Linked DNA regions of Homo sapiens: all the other regions are linked to region 1. Evidence: read pairs that join two places in POLR2A ChIA-PET (ENCODE). Cell type or tissue: B cell. All regions are shown on one strand.

Region 1 (8,000 bases):
AAACACAAACATACACATAGACAAATCCATAGTTTCTGTTCATCTTTGAAAAGTTCTACTTGCTGGTTCTTCCCCACCCCCACTGCCCCCAGATATACATGGAATTGTTTTGTGTAATGCACATGTGGAATGCTTGGAAAGGCTAACAGGGCCTTATGGCATGAGGCTTGTATGAATTAGATACAGTTCCACAAGGTCACTTGTCCATAGGCTAATTAAACCACCTCCTGGGCTCATTTTTAAAGTCAGAGTGTCAAAAAAATGATAATCCTGTGGAATGTAGAAGACATTTTCAACTTTATCTCTATATCTTTTTAACCCTTACCCAATTAAATCTACTCATGTAAAAAGTAAAAAACAAACAAAACAAAAACAAAAACAACTTATCCACCCAGGAATATAAAGAGCTTATTTGAGACAGTGTGAGCAGGCTTGCCTGCTAGTAGTATTTATCTTGCAAGTTATTCATACTTTAACTTGTAATCAACTACAGTTTTAAAAGCTACTATAATCAACTCTAGGTTTGTTTTCTTTGAAGTTCTAAATGAGAAGGGTTCTTATGGGTTCACACCCTAAGGAAGGCAAGTATAGCACAGGGCTTAAGAGAATTGACTTTGGAGTCTCAGAGAACAGGATTCAAATCCCAACTCAGTCCTTCACCAGCTGTGTGGGGTTTGGTGAGTTACATGACTATTGTAAGCCTTCATTTTCTCATATACAAAACGGGGATAATACTTTTTAACTAATGATTGTAATAAAGATTAATGGCCTAATACATGAAAACTCCCAGCATGGTACCTTACATTGAGGAAGTCTTCAACATATGGAAGCTATTATTAGAGACAGCATTTTTAGTTAATTTTATTGAATACCTACTGCATGCCAAGCACTGTTAAAGCACTTTACGTGATTTAACTTATTATCCTCACAAAACGGTATGAGTTAAATACCATCATCATCTCAATTTTATGTATGAGAAAATGGAGGCAAAGATAAATAATTTGCCTAAATTTTCTGCATAAAGAACTTATATTTTGATGATGTTGAATGTTTCAAAATATATTGCATTCTATGATCTACTTTGTAAAAGCTGATAGAGGTATAACAGCAGTTTGTAGGAAGTAAGGCCAGGATTCAAACATGGGATTTTTGGATATAGATCTTCCTTGCTTTACCACAGGTAGACTGCTTCTGCAGCTCCTAAAATTCTCCTAAGAAAAAGATTTATAAGGAAAAATGTACTCCATCTTTCACATGTCAAAACAGTTTGCAAATGACAATTCATTTTCCAGAAAGTTTGCAAATGACAATGCTTGTTCTGTGAAGAATACAATAGCAATAAGTTTTAACGTGACCATGGTGAAAATTAAGGAAGGTATCTTGGAAGTCATAGGGGAAAGGCTTCTTGTTTATTAGATTTGCAGAGTAACCACAGAATGCAATATATTTTGAAGCATTTAGGGACATCAAAACAAAAATTCTTTACATGAGAAAAATGTATAATCATAAAGTCATTCATGCTAATTCACAGTTAGAGCCAGAGTATTGCTTTTGTTTGCTGTTTTGCTTGTTTTGTTTTTTATAAGCTGAACAAGGAAAATAATTAGATTTGTCTTGTATATCCAAATAGTACCTCAGATGCTTTTTGATTATATGCCAATATTCTCTAAAGTCATAGTCAAACATTTTGCTTTTTCACTAGTGCAGTCATTAATTATTACAGTCTGAAAAATACAAAATGGATTGGAGAATTAATACTGGGAATCCATCAGCTTAATTAGTGTCTTTCTAATTTTCTACTATCACCACTTCACATGATATTTGGGAAAGAGGGAAAAAAAGAAAGGTAGGAGAGAAGGCATGTGAAACCATTTAAAAGTATCTTTGGTTGAATAAGAACAACTGTGTAGTGGAGAAATCTAGAAGACAGTGTGTTGTTTTAGTGATCAAAGTTCACATCAACAGTAATGAGATATAACAACATCATGTCTCTTGATATAATGCACTTAGAAAGGCATGACATCACGTCTCTGGCATTCTTATAAAAAATACATAACCTGGATTTAATCATGAGGAAAATGTCAGACAGCCCCAAATGGAGAGGCTGTCTATACAGAGTAACTATTTTCAAAAGTGTCAGTCATGAAAGAGAGACAGAGAAAAAAAAAAGCTGTCCCAGATGAAATGAGACTCAGGAGACACGACGCTAAATGTATTCTGTCCAGTTTGAATCTTGGCCCCCAAAAAGTATATTAGCAGGAATTGACAAAATTGAAATAAGTTCTTTAGATTAATTAATAATAGTGTATCAATATTACTTTTCTGGCTTTTCTGGTTTTTAAATTCAAGAAAAGCTTTTTTTTTTTTTTTTTTTTTTGAGACGGAGTCTTGCTCTTGTACCCCAGGCTGGAGTGCAATGGCATGATCTCGGCTCACTGCAACCTCTGCCTCCTGGGTTCAAGCGATTCTCCTGCCTCAGCCTCCTGAGTAGCTGGGATTACAGGTGCTCACCACATTTTTGTATTTTTAATAGAGACGGGGTATTGCCATGTTGACCAGGCTGGTCTCGAACTCCTGACCTTGTCATCCGCCCGCCTCGGCCTCCCAAAGTGCTGGGATTACAGGCATGAGCCACAGTGCCTGGCCAAGAAGAGCTTTATAAGAAACAGGGGGTTCTTGCTATGTTGGCCCAGGCTGGCTCAAGCAGTCCTTCTGCCTCAGCTTCCTGAACAGCTGGAACTTCAGGTGGGTGCCATTGTGGCCAGCTACTTTCTTGGTTTTGGAAACTGTTATATAATGTTATATAAGGAATGTTATATAATGTTATATAAAGAATGTTATATAAGATGTTAACCTTTCAGTAAAGCTAGGTGAGGGTATATGGTAATTTCTTAGTATATTTTTGTAACTTTCTGTAAGTCTGAAATGTAAGATGCTTCCTTAATAAAACGTTACATAATAATTTTCAGAGCCAATTAATATCTTGGATCAGTTCTAGTTTTGAATTTATGTACCATGCTGTTTTCTTCTGTGAGTTTGAATAATCAAGGGCTTGATCATTATAAAAATGAAATTCAAGAATAATCCAAGCTAGAATGATTCAAAGACTAATACAGTCCTTGGAAAAGTTTCCTAAGGACTGGTCAAAATACAATTATTTAGAGACTGTGATGAACACATACACATATTATCTGTAACCTCTATAGTGAACAGCTAATATAATAGTGGGAAGGAAATGTTGTAGTTGAAAACTTAATGAAGAGTTGTACTAAAATATTTTCAAAAATACTTTGTTGAGGCACATTATGTCCAGCAGTCTACAAATAAAAGAGAAGAGTGAACAAAACATTCACAACAACTCAAAGCAACAATAACAAAAACAGAACATTAATGACACTACCATATGTGTAATTATGAATAACTTCAAATTTCTCAGGGAGCATCCCTACAAGCGAAATTATAGGCAATTTCAGTGCTAATTAGAACTCTAAAAGCTGTTTTAACACCTAGGAAATATTTTCATGCTTTACATTTATAGAAAACATATATTGTGAAAACTCACAAAGCATAAAATTTGAGTCAAACAATACCACGGGATTTGAGAACTATTCTAAAATTAAACTATTTTCGTTAAACATAAACCATATGAAGGATCTCTAATGATAACTGATCCTTGAAAGACACAGAAACAGCTCGGTTTTGGTAGCAACCACAAACATCTCAGGGGCTTAACTCAAGAAGTATTTATTCCTTGCTCACTCAATGTGTCACTGTGATGTGCACCAGGCCTCTGCTCTTCATGGTTATTCTGGGACTCAGGCTTTAGCTCAACCAGTGCTTCTATGATCACTTCTGCAGTGGGAAGGGGATGTGGAGAATCTTGCACTGGCTTTTCATGCTTTCTCCCACAGGCAACGCACATGACTGCTACTCATGTTTCGTTGCCCAAACCAACCCTGGTGTCCATACCAACATCAGGATACAGGAAGTATAATGATACCATAGGTTCAGAAAGAGGATTGGACATTTTTGATAAAGATGTCTAATGACTCTCACAAACCTGTATCAGATGCAAATGAAAGTAAGATAACAGAGGTAGAATAAGATTTCTGCTCTTTTTTTAATATTTGTCATGAACAGAGGAGCTTCTTTGCATTTAGAAAGTTCTCAGAATTACTTGAACAAGTGGCATGGACTGATCATACAAAGATACACTCCTGCCAAGGTTGTTGAGGAAGAACAATTCCCAATGAGATAAGCTTAATTGGTAATTGGTATGGAATATTTTAGTATTTATATGCTTTAAATGAGTATATCAAAATATATGAAAAATAAGAGGGAGTATACTGGGTGGTTAAAGCCATCAAGGCTGGGTTTGAATCCTGGTTCTGCCACTTATTATCAGCAAGACCTTGAAAATGTAACATAAACTCTCTGTGACTCAGTTTCCTCACTTATAAATGAGGGTATAGTATTAATGTCCACCTCACTTATGAGATTCTTTGAAGACTGAATGAGTACACACACACAGAACACTTAGTAATCCCTAGTAAATATTATAATAAGTGTTTTCTATAATTAACTGGACTGATTACCCATTTGGCTAATTCCTTACATGGACTGGGAAAGTGAAGGATTGAGGACCAATTTTGTTTGTAAAGATAAGCAACCATCTTTCCTAAAGACAACAGCATGTATACTAAACATCAGGAAGCCCAGCTCCAGCCTCATACTTTTGTCTCTAATTGGTTGGGCAACTTCTGGTAGATCACAATATTTTCTTGACATAGCTTTTCTTTCCTTTTTTTTTTTCTTTTGTTCTTTCTAGACAAGTTGAGGTTACTTAACTTAAAAAATATATTTACTGGCAAGCCTACTATATATATATATATATATATATATATATATACACACACACACACACACACACACACATACACACATATATATATACATATATATACACATATATATACATATATATACACATATATATACATATATATACACATATATATACACACATATATAATTTAAAACCTTCCTATGTAGCAGAGGATCAATCACATTAGAAGAAAGAGTAAATGAGAAATAAGTTTGACATGAAATATAGAGCTTCAAAAGCAGAAATAATTTTATGAGGTGGTATTGGTGATAGGGTAGCCCAGTTCAGAGTATGGCATGAGAGCATCTGAATAATAATAATAATTACCAATTACTGAATGCTTAAAAATGCCAAGTACATTTACTCTTACTATTTCTTGTCATCGAAAAAATTCAAAGAGATAAATTATCATCCATATTTTTAAAGTAAGGAAACTGAAGCTCAGCAAGATCCATGTAATTTGAATCCTATTTTGTCTGACCCCAGAAGGCAGTGAGTTTTTTCATTCATGTTATTTCATGAAGAGGGAGGAAAGTAAGGAGTAAGACAGAAACAGTGAGCAACCTGGTTTGCTTGAGCCATTTGGTATCTAGGGAGTTAGCAGGAATGTAATTAAGAAGGTCTATTCCATGCATTAAAACTGTATGTTTCTGTTGTCTAATACTTAAGCTCTATTTTAGGAACATGTGTGTCTTGAATGCCTAAAATACCTGTCTCAAAGGTCCCATAGCACTTTATATGCACATTTATTGGTGCCTTTCTCACATACATTAGCCCTTACACAAATATTCACTGGAGCACTTTAAATTACTTGTTTATGGATCAGTAAGAGAGTTTTGAGTTTCTCCAAGGGAAGAACTATGCTTTATTCACCTTCATATTCCTAAGATCCCATTACAATGATTGGTAGACATTAAATACATATTTTCTGAATGGAGTAAGTGAATTAATGCTTTCGGAATGCAGTTCTCTTTTATCCTTAAATGTTTCCTTGATTCTTAGCTTACTAAGGATTCTCTCAAATCCTTTGAAATCTGACAAAATATAAATCTTCAATAAATGCATAAAGTAAACAAAGACTCATTTTGCTAGAGGTAGATGTTATTTATAATTAATGTCAGAAATCTGACATTGGAAATCTATTAGATGTTGAATGTAGATTTTTATTTTTTTTAATTTCATGTTATTTTCATTTTGGAAGAAAGTTTACACTGATTATAACAGACATAAATGGAAACATGATTGAACATGCAATATTTTTACATGCATCAACTTGAAAAATGTTTCCAAGGTATAAAGCAAGTCAATGAATACTGCAGCAATTAAATAATAACATTAGCAAGTAGCACTCATTTCTAGAACACAAGTTAAAATTTAACACCCTTTACCCAATATTATGAAATCCTACTATGGGGATTTAATAACTATTAAGTAGTAATAAATTTTGAAAACTAAATTAAAAAAAACCAGATTTAGTGATTGTTAATTTTATGTATCAACTTGCCTAGGCCACATGGTGCCCAGATAGTTGGTTAACATTATTTCTGGATGGATCTGTGAAGGCGTTTTTGGATGAAATTAACATTTGAATTGGTAAACTGAGTAAAGCAAATTACCCTCCTCCAACGTGTGTGAACCACATCCAATCTGTTGAGACCTGAATAGAATAAAAGGCTGAACAAGAAAGTATTCTTTGTCTTGCCTGTCTGTTTCTGAGTTGGGATGTTGATCTTCTCTTTAAACTTGGACTCGAATTGGAACTTACACCATTGGCTCTCCTGGTTCTCAGACCTTCAGATTTGGACTGGAACCACACTAGCAACTCTCCTGGGTCTCTAGCTTGCTGACTGCATCCTTCATAATAATGTGAGCCAATTCCTCATAGTAAATCAATCTCTCTCTCTCTCTTGTTGAAATCTCCTATTGGTTCTGTTCTCTGGAGAACCTAATCTAATACAGATTGTATACATGGTTAAATATCCTGCTCCACTCTTCATAGGATCAATGATTGTTATAGGCTTTTATCTTTTCCTAGTAGTTGTCACTTCAGGTCGCATTCGTGATTACATTATCTCAGAACTGCCAAAAAGACTCAAAGGATTTTGTTCTACCTGCCCCCTTTTTCTTATGCAGATAGCTATTTAAAATAACCTAGGATGATGGTTTTCTTTTTGTTTTGAAAGGTCTCTGAGAATGAAGATGGCATTTATTCCTCCCCACAGAATCTCATTTTCACATTTATCACAGTGATAATCAGCAAGTTTGTTCTTAGATCTAATTGAAATTCTGTCTTTAATTAAGTTGGTTCCCTAAGAATTACTGTTATTCCATAACACTATCAATGACAGCAATGATAACATCCCTTAGTGCTTTTACTTCAAAACTACTTAGCACTTTTATTGCAAATTGCATGTTATGTGTATAATAATTCTGAGAGGTCAATGGTAAATGAGATAATATCCTTATTTTCTGGATAGAAAATCTTCATCAAAACAAAAAGCTTTTCCTGGTAAGTTAGTGGTCTTAAAGCTGAAGCTAGCTATCTTTTCTATAAAGAGAATAACTACTTAGTGTCATTTTCATAAAATCCCACCATATTCTAAAAGGGAGGATAATATTGATCTTGGCCTCTACTTTTTAGGCTAACTACCCTAATCCTTAACTTTCTTCCCAGGGCTTCTTTACTAAAGGTTTCTTAACTTTTCATTCCTCTTTTTCGAGCTTTCTTAGGTCTTTTATGTCCTTTTGGAAGTGTGGCAACTTAAGCCTTACATAGTATTTTAGTAAAATTGTGACTAATAAATGTTTAGTTTCTTGTAATATAAATGAAATTCTCTGCTTATCTACACTAGATGCATTTCATATCTGATATCAGCATGTCTTGAGCTAGTTATACATTCCCCTCTCTTATCTATGTAAACATTGTGATTTAATACAGTCAGAACATATTATGATTGGCTCTGGAATTTTTTTTCTTGTGCACTTCAGGCTTTCATATTATCCTCTCAGTACTATTCTTTGCTATTATGCCCTTGCCAAAGCATTAATGCTATCCAATATGTTATTTGGATTACTTTTTGACAAATTAATTAAAATAATATTGAAAGTAAATAAG
Region 2 (8,000 bases), 64 kb before region 1:
TCTCCTTTCCTGGAATGTGTTGTCATGTACAGTCTCACCAGTAGGATGAGGGAGTGTTTGTACTGTTTCACTTTTGATAGCATTTTGCATTATTCAATTCAAATAAGTACACAAGCTTTATAATAATTTTATAATCTAAACCTTTCTCTCATTGCCAGTGATTCTTGTGTCATTATAACACTGAGTCCTGTAGCTTAGAGCATTGAGTAAGTAACAGACTTTAATATCACATATGGCCACTAGTCCTGCCCTAATCTTTTTTTTTCCCAAGTGATTACCTTTCAATTCTTCTTAATTATCTTCTCTATCAATTTAGAAACATTCTTTCAAACTGTCATCTCTCTCCCTAAAGGAAAAGTAAATTATCAAAATGACTGGGATTCCCTTACATGTATAAGTTATTATAGAAAGAGTTGAGAGGATTTAATTTCCCGTTAGGAAAATAGCATTATTCTATCTTTTTAATAGGTACTTTTTGTGTATGTTTTGAATTTACAGTGAATAATTTCTTTTCTTTCATGATGTCGCCAAACTAATATTTCTGGTATATAAAAAAGTGAATTATGTATTAATTATATCCAGCTAGTTAAAATAATTTTTAAGAGTCTTATAGTTGATGTTTTCAGGTTTTCTGGCATGTACGTATATCATCTAAAAATAATGGAGAAAGTATCTCCTTCCCAATAATTACACGTTTTATTTTAGATGCATGTTATTGCAGTTGCTAGAAACTTCCAGGATAATGGTAAGTAAAAATATTAATAGTAGGCATCCTTATCTTGTTTCTATCCCTAACACGAATACCTCTACTTCTGAACTAATAAGAAATTTCTGATAATGTTGAGAAATTATTCTCTTTCTATTTTATAAGATTTTTTAAAAATTATGAATAGTTGAACTATAATTTTGTCTTTTTCATCAACTGAAATCATCATGTTTTTTAAAATAAAATAACTAGTACATTAATAGTTCTACTCCATGAGATGGTTCATATAATATAAAAATTCTCTTATTTGAATTTGAAATAACTCACTGGCAAAACTTATCCTGGTTAACTATTGAGTTAAAAATGTATACAAACATTCCTTGGTCATTAGTCTAGTGATATTTTTACTTTTTATTTATCACTTGACATAATTTTATTAATGAGTATTTCCTTGGTATTTTCGGGGATGTATCTTTTTAAAGCAGAACATAGTTTTATTTTGGCTTGAAGAAGTTAAAAATATACCACTCTGGCACATCAACTATTTAAATTGAAAAAAAGCAGGTGCAAGAAAGATGATTCTGACCTTTCAGTTGTTTCCCAAAAGCAGAAGACTAAATTCCCACGGTAAAGACACTCACTCTATACAAGAAGGAAAAGCAATATCCTTATCTTCACAGAGGAGAAGTTGAGACTAAAAGAATTCTGTACAGACCTTGGTAGAATAACTCTTATCTTTTAAGCCTCCCCATTTTCACAGTTTACTATTCTTGTCTAATTCAGTAGGTAAGTAACCGACTAACTGCTTCTTTGAGTCTTCATTTTCTTTGAGGACTCCAGTGCCATGTGAAACTATTATGCTTTTCTCTTGTTAATCTATTTTACATCAATTTAATTCTCAGTCCTGGCTGGTATCCTAAGAAGATAGAGGTGGAGTTTTTCTGCCGCTACAGTCTTTTGTCCACATTTCAGTCTGTATCTTTTTATGAGGGAGATTGTATAACATGGTATTTGGAGCCAGGTAGATGAGGGCTCAAAGCTCTTTCTCATTCCATTTTTGTAAACTCCAGTTTCTTTGTCTATAAAATGAAGGTAAATAATCCCCTTCTAACAGAGTTGTTGCAAGAGTTAAAGGAGCTAATATATGTAATGTGCTTTGTCGTGTTTCAGGCTTCTGTTAAAGCTCAGGAAAGTTGTAGTGAGAGTTGTTAATACGATTACGTGAATAGTACAGAAGGTGATTACAAGTTTGGCCTTCAGAGTATAACAGAATTGAGTTCAAATTTCACCTCTACCATTTCTTAGCTCTGTGTCCTTGGTTACAAATAATCAATCCATTTTAAAAAGGAAAATAATATCTCATAAGATATCTTTGAGGTTTTAATGAACTATCGTTATGCAGATGATTAACACAGCACCATTTGTCCTCAATGACTGTTACTGCTCTGTGAGAATGTTTTAACTGATATGAATTTATTGTGATGACTGCTGTTATACATAATCTTGTTTTGTATGTGGTTATAAAGACATATATATGTATTTGTATATACATATATACATATATATGAAGGAATTTGAAAGTAGTGGTTACTTTTTAAAATTTCAGATTTTTTATCTTTTTTTATTAATAAAGTAATGAATGAAAAAACATTTTTTTCTAGTTCCTAAGTATTTTTATATTATTTGGTCATTGTAACCAGATTATTGCTACTAAATTAGCAATAATTATGTTACATTACGTATTTTTCTTTATTACCAATATTTTACATTCATGTCTTATAAATAAATTTACAATAATTATTTAAGTTTACTTCAGTAATTTTAATAATGTAATTTCTTTTTAAGCTTTTTATTTTGTTTAATTCCTCATTGGTTAGAATATGTTTTGGTTAATACTTTCATAATGACAGAATGGCTATCTTCTCTAAAATTTTGGATATCCAAAAATTCTTATATTTATTTTCTTCTTACATGAGCAAAATACCTGACTAAATATAAACTTCTTAAGTTGAAGTTTTTTCTCAAATAAACTTGGTAGTCCATTATCTCAAGTTTCTGTCACACAGATTCTCTAATTTTTTAATGGATTCTGATTTATTTTAGTAGAAAATGTAAGTTAAAGTACTTGCTCAATACTTTTAAGATTGTTTCTTTTTCCTTATAATCAAAAAGATTTGCTAGGGTGCTTTTAAACATGAGCAACTCTCCTTACTTTTTCCTGTCTCATAGTGAGCCCACTCAATCTGCATTATTCATCCTCCAGCTTCCCACTTCTCCAAAGATTAGCTTAATAAAGTCATTGATCGTATTTTCTATTCTAGTTTTTAAAAACCTGTCATACTTGAGTTGTATCTCTGTTCTCCACATCTTATTACTGTTTTCGGTCTTTCCATGTACTGAGAACAAACCCTTCTTCAATATGTTCTCTACGTCACTGATTTATTTTCACCTAGTGTGAGTCCCTTTTGTTGTGACCAATGTGGATTTTAATTTGCTGTTGAAACTTTAGCTTCTTAGTTTATTTTATTTTTATCATACTTCCTCTTGTCAATACCTTTTCTTCATGTCGCATGTTTAATCTCATTCTGGTATCTCATCTAAAATGTCTTTCACATATTTTGCTTTCATCTCAGCCTAACCTCAAATTTCTGCTGCTATTTCCTCTCCATATTTTCCATTTGTTTATGAGTTCAAACTTTTCTGACATTTTCTTTTTTGGCCCCTGCATTTTGTTGCCAACTGCCTAGTACTGAACCTGAAAGTGGGACACTTAAGTTCAAATTAACACATACCGCCTTAGAACTTCTGAAAAAGTTAAAATATTTATAAAAAGCTTCATATTTAAGCAGTTATGAATTGTTAGCTGAAAAATGCTCAGTGCTTAGTGTGTGTGTGTGTATTTCCCATTATTTCCATGTTGATAGCTTGGTGCTTTTGATATGATATCTGGCAACCTTACTCATTAAATAAATAAATCATTAACAGAAGTATAATTATTCTGAGTCTTTACAAAAAAAACTCTCCTTCCCTTCTTCTGGAGTAGTTTTAGTTTATGAACTTTTCATATTACTTGTTTGTTCTCATCTTTAATCCTTCTGGCGTGGTGGCTCATGCCTGTAATCCCAGCACTTTGGGAGGCCGAGGTGGGTGGATCATGAGGTCAAGAGATCCAGACCATCCTGGCCAACATGGTGAAACCCTATCTCTACTAAAAATACAAAAATTAGCTGGTCGTGGTAGCACACGCCTGTAGTCCCAGCTACTCAGGAGGCTGAGGCAGGAGAATCGGATGAACACGGGAGGCGGAGGCTGCAGTGAGCCAAGATCGTGTCACTCTATTCCAGCCTGGCAACAGAGCGAGACTCTGTCTCAAAAAAAAAAAAAAAAAAAAAAAGAAAAAAAGAACACATCTATGGAATCATTGTTCACCAAGGCTTTTGGTGTTTATGTGTCCTTTGGCTCTTTCCTTGTGTTCAGGTCAAATTCCTGGGACTGCAGAAAACTTTAATAGGTGCAGTTCGCAACTCAAGATCCCAGGATTTAGCAGGTTTTGTCTAATGCAGCTGCCACGATAGAGGCGGGACATGATTCCCTGGCACTATGTATCTAAGTCCATGCATAAATTTCTAACAGACTTCTTGACCTTCCCATCCCTCCATTTTAGAGCTTTACTTTAGAGTCCCAGGACCAGCCAAGTGTAGCATTACCCTCCTACCCCCACTTTCAACTGGAAGGAATATTTTCTGCATGTATATGGAAAGATCAGAGCTGGGACACAGAGCACTTGTAAAAATTAACATTTATGTAGCAGAGAGGTAGCTGGGGTCAGGAGGTAAGGGAGGGATTAAATATCTTTCTACCTCCTATTATGAGCAAAGGACTGATTTGTTTCATAGACAGTAGGGGTAGACTACTGATTTTTTAATTTGTCTCAATTAACTTTTCTCAACCTTAGAATTAATTAGAATTAGTTCTAGATTCCAGTAAGCTTATTTTCCAGTCTTTGTTCTCCCTATTATTAAGAATTTCATCTTTTTTGTGTGTGCTTTGATTTCATTTCTGAGAGACAACACTGTGGGTTGCGAACATATTGCTATCTTAGACAAAAACTGAGCTATTACACAAAATTTTCAAGGTATGACTTTAACAACAACAAAAAACTTTTGTGAGCAATATGACAAATGGAAATGTAAGTATACTGGAAAAGGGAACTGAGGCCATTATTCTTTTATGGAGTACAAATGACCACATTTTGACAATTTTCCCTCTTTTCTGTTTAATATATCCAGTACTGGCAAAAACAGCCTGATGAAAATACCTCAGAGATCAGCATTCTCTTTTCCCCATGTAAGGGTAATATCTTCCCCATTTCTCCAGGTCTCCTGCTTCTAGACAATTTTATTATTTAACATTTATCAAAGTGCTACAGCAATGCACACTTATAGAACACAGAAAGGATATGTTGCCTGACTACCTCTTTCCCATGAGTAGGCACACTCCTGCCCTACAAAAGACCAGCCAATAATGATTTTGTAGTCTCGAGTGAGGAATTGGTGGGCAGGGACTATACTAGGGGTTACAAGCTCATAAACTATAGGGGCCATGCAGATAAAATTACTGAGCAAATAATATTTAGTACCTGCTTATTAAATACATTTGAATAGTTTTCATTAGCAAAAATAAATGTTCTTTCATTTTTTTCATAACCTGACTCTATATCCCTTTACTCACTTTTGATAGAATTATGACTTTAGAGAAATGTGTTCCAAATATAAGAAAACAACACAGAAAGCATGATAACAAATGGTAATAGTCATTTGTTGCAAGTTATACATTTATATAATAGGGAGTGGTTGGAAATTTGAATATTTCAGGAAGCATGGTCTTAAATGCTGGCAAAAGTTTTAAATTGTATTGTGTGGATTATTGCTAAAATATAATTTACTTAGGGGCTAAATTTGACCACATGTGGTCTCTGAAACATAGTTTCTTTTGGTGGGATTTTTTCACATGTTGATTTTGAGATTATTGCTGATTACTATCTCATCTATTCGACTTTTAGTCCATATCTAAGATAGGGCTTAGGCAACCAAAGTTTAAAAGCTCTGCAAATAATTCTTATGCTCATCTAGAGTTGGAAGTGACTGGTATAGGCAGTTGGTTAGGGTGGATGTGCTCCTCCTACCCACAGAAACTTACCCTTCAAAGACATGGTTTTGTTAGCAACAGCCAATCCGTACAGATCTGCAGCAACTTGATTCTTGCCTCTTTGGAGGCAAGAATTCAGCTGAGGGGCATAAGGCACAGGAGAGAGCAAGGCAAGTTTTAGATAGAGTAGTATTGAAAGTTTATTAAAAGGTTTTAGAGCAGGAATGAAAGGAACTAAGGTACACTTGGAAGAGGGCCAAGTGGGCAACTTGAGAGATCCAAGTGCACTGTTCAACACTTGACATGAGGTTTTAAACATTGGTATGGTTATGGGGTTAGTGTCTCTCCTCCCTTGGTTTTTCCTTGGGGTGGGCTATCTGCAAACGCAGAGCCCTGCCAGCACTTGGGAGGAGCCCATGTGCAGTATGTTTACTGAAGTTGTGCATATGCTCATTTAGGTGTTTTTCCCTTACCAGTTGAGCATTCCTAGAGAAAAGTCACATACCAGTTAAACCCTACCATTTTGCCTCTTAGTGCACATGCTTGCGCCCACTTGCCCAACTCCTGCGATCTTACTGGGAAGCTGCTGATGACCAGCTTCAGGTGTTTTCTGTCTATTAAGAGACTGCCTTTCACTGGCACTGGCTGTGACCAATTACGGTTTTAAAGAGACAGTTTAACAACTACCTAACCATCACCTGGTGGTCGTCTGACATTCCTGGGTGGGTGGCCCTCTCCTGCCCTGCTCGTGTCTGCCTAGCTGCCTACACTACCCTTTTGCCCTCTAAGAGTGAGAGCAACAACACACCCTTGATAAGGTTCATTTGACTATATGGCTGAGGAGATCTGTGGATGTAATCTATGATTACAGGGAGGCAGCTTGTTAAGAATGCTTGAACCTCATCAGTTGCCACGTGTCATATCCACGGTAAGATGGGGATGATCTTGATATAGATAGAAAAGGCCCTTCTGTACAGTCCAAGATGTGAACAAACTTGACCCTAGACTATATATGATTTTGTAAAACAAGGAAAATTAGCCAGATATTTCCATCTTTGAATAAGGAGCCCTTAAATTCTTTCAACATTTTTGACTTGATCATGTTCACTTAGAAATCTTCTAATGACTAAGTATATTTTATAGAAACTTTATTATCTGGCAGAGACCAAATAATGCAAGCAATCCAGTCACTGGAAAGCCATCTTCCCTTATTATAGGTTTAATGATTGGAATTGGGGGTATGAATCAGTCCTCTGTGAGCTTCGATAACATAAGCCAGACTTCAAAATCCTGATCAATTCCAAACACACTGGCAAATGCAGTTTTCTGACTAGAAATTTCTAATTTCTAGCACTAGTATTTTCTAATTTCAAATCCAAATTGGGAAAATTGACTTTAAAACTGTTTTGATGGAAAATTTTATCTGTGATCCAAAGTCCTCAGCATTTTTCCTTACATTTTTTCAAAATGTGGAAACTGAGTTGAAGAATCTGTTGAGTTTCCATGGAAATGGTGCCAATTAATTATTTTTTTCTTCCTTAGGAAAATTCCTTGACTTAGCAATAATGTAACTTCCTGGCAATCCCTTGCCAGTCTTAAACTTAGTGCACTTGAAATGCTTATACTTTCAATGGGAAAACAGTTGGCTCTCATCATCCCTTTTCCCTCCAGCATATAGAGGAAGAGTTAAATAATAATTCCTTTTTACCTTCTTTAGAGAACTTGTCTAGTCCCTTTAGAAAATCTTGCCTCTGACAAACATTATATAAAAGGCCCTTTTTATTGTTCTACCAAATAAAGAGAGTATCACTGGTGAAGTATGTACTGCTTTTCCTAGTACACCATGAAATCCCAGGATATTTGAAGAATATTCATTAATTAGGTAATAAGCAGTTTTCATTGCATAGTATGTTACATGGACTGAATGATCATAATATCTGCAACAGTTTAGAGAAATATGGTTGGATGAAATCAACCTTGTTAGCTATTTAGGTACTTAATTCTTTTATTACTAAGTATTCCAAATTATCTTGTTTTCATGCTAACTGCTGATTTCCCTGCACACTATAGTCATCAGGGAGGTTTTTAAAGAAACATTTGATAAGGATTGATGTTTCCTTAGTCCTTACAAATAAAACAATATGCT
Region 3 (8,000 bases), 170 kb after region 1:
CAGGATTTAATGTGTTATCTCAAGTACCTGTGGTAGTATTAACAGCCTATTAGAATGGTTAATTAAAGCTTGGATTCCATGGTGGCCTACAGTCAATGAGGCTGCAATGCCAGAATTTCCCTGCTATGACATAGAGCAGGAGTCAGTAGACAAACTTTCTGTAAATACTTTAGGCTTTGTGGCACTCTTGGAATCTCCTTCTCCTTCTTCTCCTCCTTATCCTTCTCCTCTTCTTTTCTACAACTTTAAATGTGTAAAAACCATTCTTAGCTCACAGATGATACACAAATAGGACACCAGCTGGATTTCGTCTACTGACTATCATTTGCTGACCTCTACTCTAGAGTGTTCTGATGTTCCCTTCGCTAGCATTAAGAAATGTATTCATGAAAAGTGCTGTGATGTCTGTCTTCTGCAGCATAGACACAATGATTAGGTTTAGACCTTTGAACTGAACTTTTGATGTCGATGGAGAATAATGAAGTCTGAGTTGGTAGAGAACAAATGGTAACACTCAATCATTAGAGACAATATAAATAATCAAAGTGTTTTTCACTGCAGGTATTGTGGTGGTATCTAATTGATCTGAGGGTCCTTAGGAATGAAATATATAGGGTATATATTTGTAATACAGATTACAAATGTAATGTAAACCTGAAATGTATAGCCTATGAAGGTTCTATATCATCTTTATAAACAAAACAATTCTTGTTTGGGGTGCAAAAACTTACTTAAGTTGCTATAATGGAAATTCATAGACTGCACCCTAATTTATAGACTTAGAGGACTTTGACTGAGGGGAGCTCAGGTCCCTTTGAAAAAGGGGTTTTCTATGCTGCTAAGCATGGGTACCATAAATCTTCCTCCAAGCCTTTGTCAGAGTGACCTAAAGGCACGTGTACTAGGGAAAAAATAATACTCAGAATACTCAGGAATATCTTCTAGCAATTATTAGTTACTAGTCTTAACTGATAAAAAATTCCCAAAGACTGAAAATACCACCATGGTATTTTTTGGGAATTTATAGAAGTCAGGTGTAATAATAAATGACATCTTGCCTTGAGTATATATATGATAATGATTCCAGTGGGCCCATGTGAGTACCACAGAGGTATCCTGTGGGTATTTTTTATGCCAGAAATGTTTGGTGATAATGCATATACATAGCAAATGTCAGAATCCTACCAGAGAATGAGGACTATTATTGTAGGAAAGGCAAAATATATGTATCTGAAACTGTCGAATCCCATTCTCACAGTAAACTAAAAAAAAAAAAAAAAAATACAGTAATCTTTCTTTATTCGTGGAGAATACCTTCCAAGACCCCCAGCGGATCCCTGAAACTACAGATAGCATAGAACTCTATATATACTAAGCTTTTTTGCTATAAATGTATGTCTATGATAAAGTTTAATTTATAAAGTAGGCACGGTAGGAGCATAGCAACAATAATTATTAATAAAATAGAACAACTGTAACAGTATATTATAGTAAAAGTTATGTGAAAATGTGGTTTCTCTTTCTCTTCCTTTCAAAATATATTACTATTTTTGGACCATGGCTGACCACGGATAACTAAAACCACAGGAAGCAAAACCACAGAGAAGGGGGACTACTGTACTACATTCCTGAAGGAATTACAGATTATTGCCATCAACAAAGACTTGGGAGATGAAGATATAATGGTGGTTATTTCTTCACAACTCTGCTTTACTCTCTAGTTTGCCAGTACAAAAGCCAAAGGGTCTTGTAAAATAACTGCTGATTTTCATAAACATAACCAGGTATTCATATTAACTGCTATTCCACAGATGATATATTTACTGGAGCAAATCAACTAGCCTATGTAAACTATAAACGGATATTGATCAAGTCATTATTTTCTTTATAATTGCAATGAATAAAGATAATAATCAGTTTGCAGTCACTTGGTAGAAACAGCAGTAACCTTTCCCTGACTTACCTCAAGGCTATGCCCCATGTCATAATAACATCTGTATAAATACTGACCATATCTATATGCCATACAGTATATAATTTTATATGTAAAATATAAAATTGATTAAATAAACTTGCTCATAGCAAAAGAGCAAATGCTCTAGTTGTCATAATATGATACATTTGTGCCAGAGTGTGAAGGATAAACCATATTGAAGTTCAGGAACCTGAAATATCATCCGTCTTTCTAGACAGCCAATGGTATAGCAGGGGTATCCAATCTTTTGACTTCCCTGGACCACATTGGAAGAAGAATTGTCTCGGGCCACATATAAAATACACTAATGACAGCTGATGAGCTAAAAAAAAATTGCAAAAAAAAAAAATCTCATAATGTTTTAAGAAAGTTTACAAATCTATGTTGGGCTACATTCAAAGCCATCCTGGGTCTCAGGTTGCACAAGCTTCCTTTAAGGCATATCAGGATAGCCCTGTATACCGAAAGACAATTTTTTTTATTTCCAACTTTTAAGTTCAGGGGCACGTGTGCGAGATGTGCAGGTTTGTTACATAGGTAAACGTGTGCCATGATGGTTTGCTGCATAGATCATCCAATCACCCAGGCATTAATCACCCAGCATCCATTAGTTATTCTTCCTGATCCTCTCCCTCCTCCCACCCCTCACCCTCCAACAGGCCCGGTGTGTGTTGCTCACCTCTATGTGTCCATGTTTTCTCATCATTTAGCTCCCACTTATAAGTAAGAACATTCGGTATTTGGTTTTCTGCTCATGCATTAGTTTGCTAAGGATGATGGCCTTCAGCACCATCCATTTCTCTGCAAAGGACATAATCGCATTCCTTTTTATGGCTGCATAGAATTCCATGGTGTACATGTACCACACTTTCTTTATCCAGTCTATCATTGATGGGCATTTGGGTTGATTTCATAAATTTACTATTGTGAATAATGCTGCGATGAACATAAAATATGCATGTGTCTTTATAATAGAACAATTTACACTCCTTTGGGTATATAAATTATTGAATCTCACCATTAGATGGGCCTCTTTGCATTTTGAAGGAAACAAACATATTTGGGCCCATTTACCGGGTAGCCAGTAACAATACCAGTTTTGAGTAGGAGCAAAAAAGGGCTCTACTACACAGTCAGGCTGCAATGCACACTACACTGTCCTTTGAGCTTTATAACAAAGCTTTATTAAATTTCTGGCAACTCTCAATAGGAGATCCACAACACATACCCCTGAGATTTTGGAGGAATACCATTCCTTATTCTTCCGTTGACTCCTTTCTATTTGAAAATTAACTTGTGAGTTATTATTGGATCCAGACTGAGATTAATGTCTGCTTATATTATACCAAGTGTTTATGTAGTCTAACTGGCCATTAATAAACTGGGTGTTATGTGATCTAGCAAATTATAATTTGGTTGTAAGAAATAATATTCCATTAGAAAAAAGTATGATATATACAAAACCAGACTCAGGCAATTCTGGATGGGACAAGTAAGTGCCATGAGCCTGTAGCTTAAGCTTCTGTGACACCAAATCTTACCGCTTTACCACTCCTCCCTCAACATACATCTGTAACCTCATGAGGAATTACTAAACCTGTTAACAGAAAAAAAAAAAAAAAGAAGCATGGCATTAGTTTCCAGATCATTCTGAAAAATATGCCAGCACCAGTCCAAAGTGAATGGTTGCTACATCACAGCCCCACTCATGGTGAAAGGAAATTCTTCCAGTTGATGGAAGTTCATGTAATATATTTGAGAGACCACTTTGATTTAGAGAAAAGATGGCTTGAGCTATGGATGGAACTACATTGAACAAACTAAGAAGAAATAGGAAAGGACATGTTCATTTCATTTCAGAATTAAATATACAAACTAAATTACTAAACAAGAAAAGATAGCTAGGAAACATGAGCCTATGCCTTTTGTGACATACAAAGGAAAATTAGACTTGAACTCATGTTTCTCAGTTTTCCTTTGCGAGCAATTATACCTGCATAACAAGCCTTTGACCACATCGGTGATCAACAAATGCCCACTGAAAACTTTTAGAGCTACAGATGAGGCTGCAATAGGATCAAAGTTTCATAGGTTTTATATGGTTGTAAGAAAACTCATCTTGGAAATTCCTTGTCCTCTGGCAAAGCACTTTCCACAAACACATAAAAGTTCATTTCAAGGAAAAAACATATAATTACATAAAAGTTAGGGTAGTTAGGGTAGATATTTTGAATACATGGAACAGAGACATTATTATGCTAATGGACTAATTTTAAATACTTGTAATAGTTTGTAAAGTGTATAAATTTCTAAAAATCCTTTAGAAGTACACTTTTAAAAGTGAAGTTTATTTATGTAGATTATACCTTAATATTCTTGACTATAAAAAACAAGAGTGTGACAAAAATTAGTAAAAATCATAAAATTGGATTTAAAAAAACATGTCTAGAGCTCTGGTGGCAACTCCTTAACAGAGTACTTAAAGTATTTAAAATACATTTTAAAACCTATTAATTTTTAAATATCTTTTGTAAACCTAAAAATGTATAAAGTCAGAACTTGATCCAAATCTATTATATCTATCAATAATAATTTCAGTACATCTCTGATTTGAAAATAGAATCTTCTTTAAATTACTTAGTGGATGTTGGTGTAATTTAAAAGTGAAAATTATTTCTTGAAGAAATAATTGACATTTTAACCAATAATAAATGTAGATTATAGTACTCAGACCTCAAAATGACATATGTTTAAAAATCCCAGGTGCAATACTTACAATTTTATTTTGTGATAAATTAGTAGTAGTTTCTACTTACTCCTCAATTTTTATATTTCCAGTTTTATTACATCCATATAAAAGATGGCAAATACCCTGGAGGGGCAGGATTCAGAATATGCTTGTAGTCAGTCCCCCAATTTTACCTGTAATTGTTTTGTTAAGCTCCTGTAGCATGAGGGCATATGTTCTGACAGTTCCTGACCTATGGTCCGGGGTCTCCTGTGGCTGGGTGGGTATATCTCTCTAATTCTAGGATTTCACATTATAAACTCCACTTTCTCACAGATATAAGCCATTTGAGCCAATTATCAACTTCATCAGTAACAAAGGCAATATTTGATTTCCCCCTTCCCTTATTCTTTGTCATATTTCTTAATACTGCTTAACAACTCAAACATTGAAGAGGGTTATTTATTGCTCAATCCTCACCCCTATACCCAATACATGTCCCTGAACTCTTATGCTGAAAAGTGTCTTTACATTCTATTATATAATAAATGTGCCACATTTCAAAGTACACTGAATTCCATTCAATAGTAATAATATACAAAGTACATTCACATGAATATTATGGTGTGTTTTTATACCATTCTTAGTATTACAGTTTTAAGGAAAGAATTTTAACTCAAGTTAATGAAAAAACAAAAATGTTAAACAAAAACGTTAAAGCCACAGCTAGAAAGTTTAAGAGACTTGCCCAAGGTCACACCAATAGTAAGTCATTAAGCTGGACTTAAATTCACATCATCTATTGCCAACTCTACTTCAAGTATCAAACCATACCACAGGCAGTATTATTGACAAAATGAAATAAAACTCCAGTCCGTTTCTTGAGGTTCTCAACGGATAAAGCATATGACCAGCTGATCAGATTAAAAAGAGAATAACTTTAGTTTCACCAGCAAATCTAATTTTGCTTTCCTAGTTCCGAGAAAAAGAAAACTCTGTTGGCATTTCCCTTGTTTCCTTGTTCTTTCTCTCTACTTAATTCAACAGCTTCTTTCCAGAACACAAGATGGTGGCAGTGGTGGAAAAAAGACAGTAAGCATAATCATGACTTGAGAGCAATGACCCAAACAGAGTACTTAAAAGATCTAAAATTTGTTTTACCTGCCTGAATACTTTTCATGGGCTTTAGGCAGATTTAACTGTAAAATGAATGCTTTTTAGCCTGTATTACTAAAGCATGTAAGTTAGGGATGTAATAAATACACTCCTAACTAACTGCAATGAGATCTTGCAATTAATTACATTGGCAAGTATTTGTGTACAGTGACACTAATATCTTTCAAGGGCTTTTTTATGTACAGAGTTACATGGGATGTCACACTTTGGAAACATAACTGATTAAAACATAACTTTAGCAAACCCCTCTAAAGAAATATCATCTCAAAATTTATATCATACGTATCAATGGTAAAATATCTTAGAAATAGCTATATACTAGAAGATATATACATACCAAAACAAAGAATAGGCTGAATTTCTACTCATCAGATGCAAGCAAAACCAGCAAGCAAGTAGTCCCCCACCCTCTTCCTGATGTGTGCATCCTCTGCAGCCCTTGTTGGCCAGAAGGGAAATTGCAGACCTAGCAAAGTGTGTCTCCTACCACCCGCAGAAGCTCCCCAAGGCCTCCTGCGGCCTATGTTCACAGTAAACATAACTTCTGCATGGAGTTTACAAGATAGCAAGGGCTAAAAATTCTAGGTAACTCTAAAACAATCCTCAGTTCTGCTGCAGCACTTGGTCACGACTACATTTCTCCTAGAGTGACATTGTCTTTACATAATGCGGTCAAGGACGCACACCCATCAGAACCACTTTTGGGCACTTGATCAAATCAGAATTTCCAGAATTGGGGTTCAGGAAAGGATTATCAAGTAACTAAGCACTTTGGTAATTCTTAAGTCCACTCAAGTTTGAGAATCACCATAGTGGCTTTTTTATACTGACAGTATTTCCAGTATCATAGTAGATGATTACAGTCACAATTTTTTTTATTTCTCAAGTTTTGCTAATGTGAAAAAAGAAAATAAATATTTTAGGATTTTTTCTTTGAGGAAAATAAATTGAAATAGCTCAAATGTTATTTATTAAGGAACCAAATACATGTGACTTATTAAATTCACTAAAATCATTAACTTGCCCAAAATCTACCTTAATTCACCAAAGTGATTTTTGTTAGATGAGGGCCAAATCATCTATTTACGGACAAAGAACACAATATTTAACATTATGTATCTAAAACTTAGATTGCAATTCTGAAGTGAATATTGTATATAAATACAAATATGATGTTTATCCAAAACTATAAAAAATAATATCAATGGTGATTCAGGGGGGTGTTTATAATACAGTATGTGATTAAATAAAAGCAATTTTTAAAGAGTATTTAAATTCATACTAACTTTAACAAAGATTACTTTTTTACTATTATTAATTCCCACATTCCAGGTGTCATATTAGGAAAATTCACAGTTCAGAATTTAGGCACTAACCTGTTTACAAAAGCCAAAGTTAAAAAAATTAATGTTCAATTATTTTTGTCCCTGGGTAACATTTTGTACAAGATTGAATACCAAACTCTTTTCTGAACTGAAATAATGAAGCATTGGAAATTCCTGGTGGGGTTGCTTTGATTAATATTTGACACTTAGAAGTATGCAATATAATAATATCTAGGCATAATTTTAATAAAAAATGTGAACCTCTAAAAAATGATTTTAGAATATGAAGAACCAGGGAGAAATATTCCAATCATTTATATTTTCTTCTCTCCTATTAAAATGCATAGAATAGTATCATCAAAAACCGAAGCTCTACATCATATAAATGTCTTAAAGATAGAGCTATGTCAAGAATATATAAAAATAAACGTTTTACATTTATTCTTAAATTTTAGTAATTCATTTTATTTAATGAATCTCACTGCTTAATTATTTACCTTTAAATATAGTGTAGAGAAATAGCAATCCAAATATTAAATGTTTCCCTAGATTTTTTAATCTGAGTTTGTAAAAATAAGATACTATTATTTTAACATTTCACCACTTGAACTTGAAGATATTCCTTTATGTTAATGTACTTTATAATTGTAATCAAAGTTGAAAATCAGCAACAGACACTTAAAAATATATATAATTAAAGATACAGTTTATTCTTTGGAACTTCTTACTAATTCCAGTTATATTTCACAGAATAATCTTCTTTACCCATCTATGACTCTAATCTTCATTACCTTAA

The links. Peaks named below come from ENCODE experiments on the same cell type or tissue, not always from the same donor. Only the 100,000 strongest peaks of a DNase experiment are listed, where the experiment ranks them.
Region 2: POLR2A ChIA-PET joins it to region 1 with 6 read pairs; 2 of 35 experiments call an interaction of 5 or more read pairs at or near these places.
Region 3: POLR2A ChIA-PET joins it to region 1 with 5 read pairs; 1 of 35 experiments calls an interaction of 5 or more read pairs at or near these places.

Annotation. Positions count from the first base shown.
Region 1 is chr4:101,983,809-101,991,808 of GRCh38, reverse strand. The region is part of intron 7 of BANK1 (B cell scaffold protein with ankyrin repeats 1); the gene reads right to left. Among named protein-coding and RNA genes, the nearest start is that of BANK1, 200 kb to the right of the region's middle. In B cell, no CTCF peak of the experiment used is centred here; a DNase peak (open chromatin) is centred at 3,948; H3K27ac peaks cover 7,322 bases.
Region 2 is chr4:102,048,214-102,056,213 of GRCh38, reverse strand. All of the region lies in intron 11 of BANK1 (B cell scaffold protein with ankyrin repeats 1), which reads right to left. Among named protein-coding and RNA genes, the nearest start is that of BANK1, 260 kb to the right of the region's middle. In B cell, no CTCF peak of the experiment used is centred here; no DNase peak of the experiment used is centred here; H3K27ac peaks cover 3,057 bases.
Region 3 is chr4:101,812,155-101,820,154 of GRCh38, reverse strand. All of the region lies in intron 1 of BANK1 (B cell scaffold protein with ankyrin repeats 1), which reads right to left. Among named protein-coding and RNA genes, the nearest start is that of BANK1, 25 kb to the right of the region's middle. In B cell, no CTCF peak of the experiment used is centred here; DNase peaks (open chromatin) are centred at 5,804 and 6,364; H3K4me3 peaks cover 6,958 bases; H3K27ac peaks cover 8,000 bases.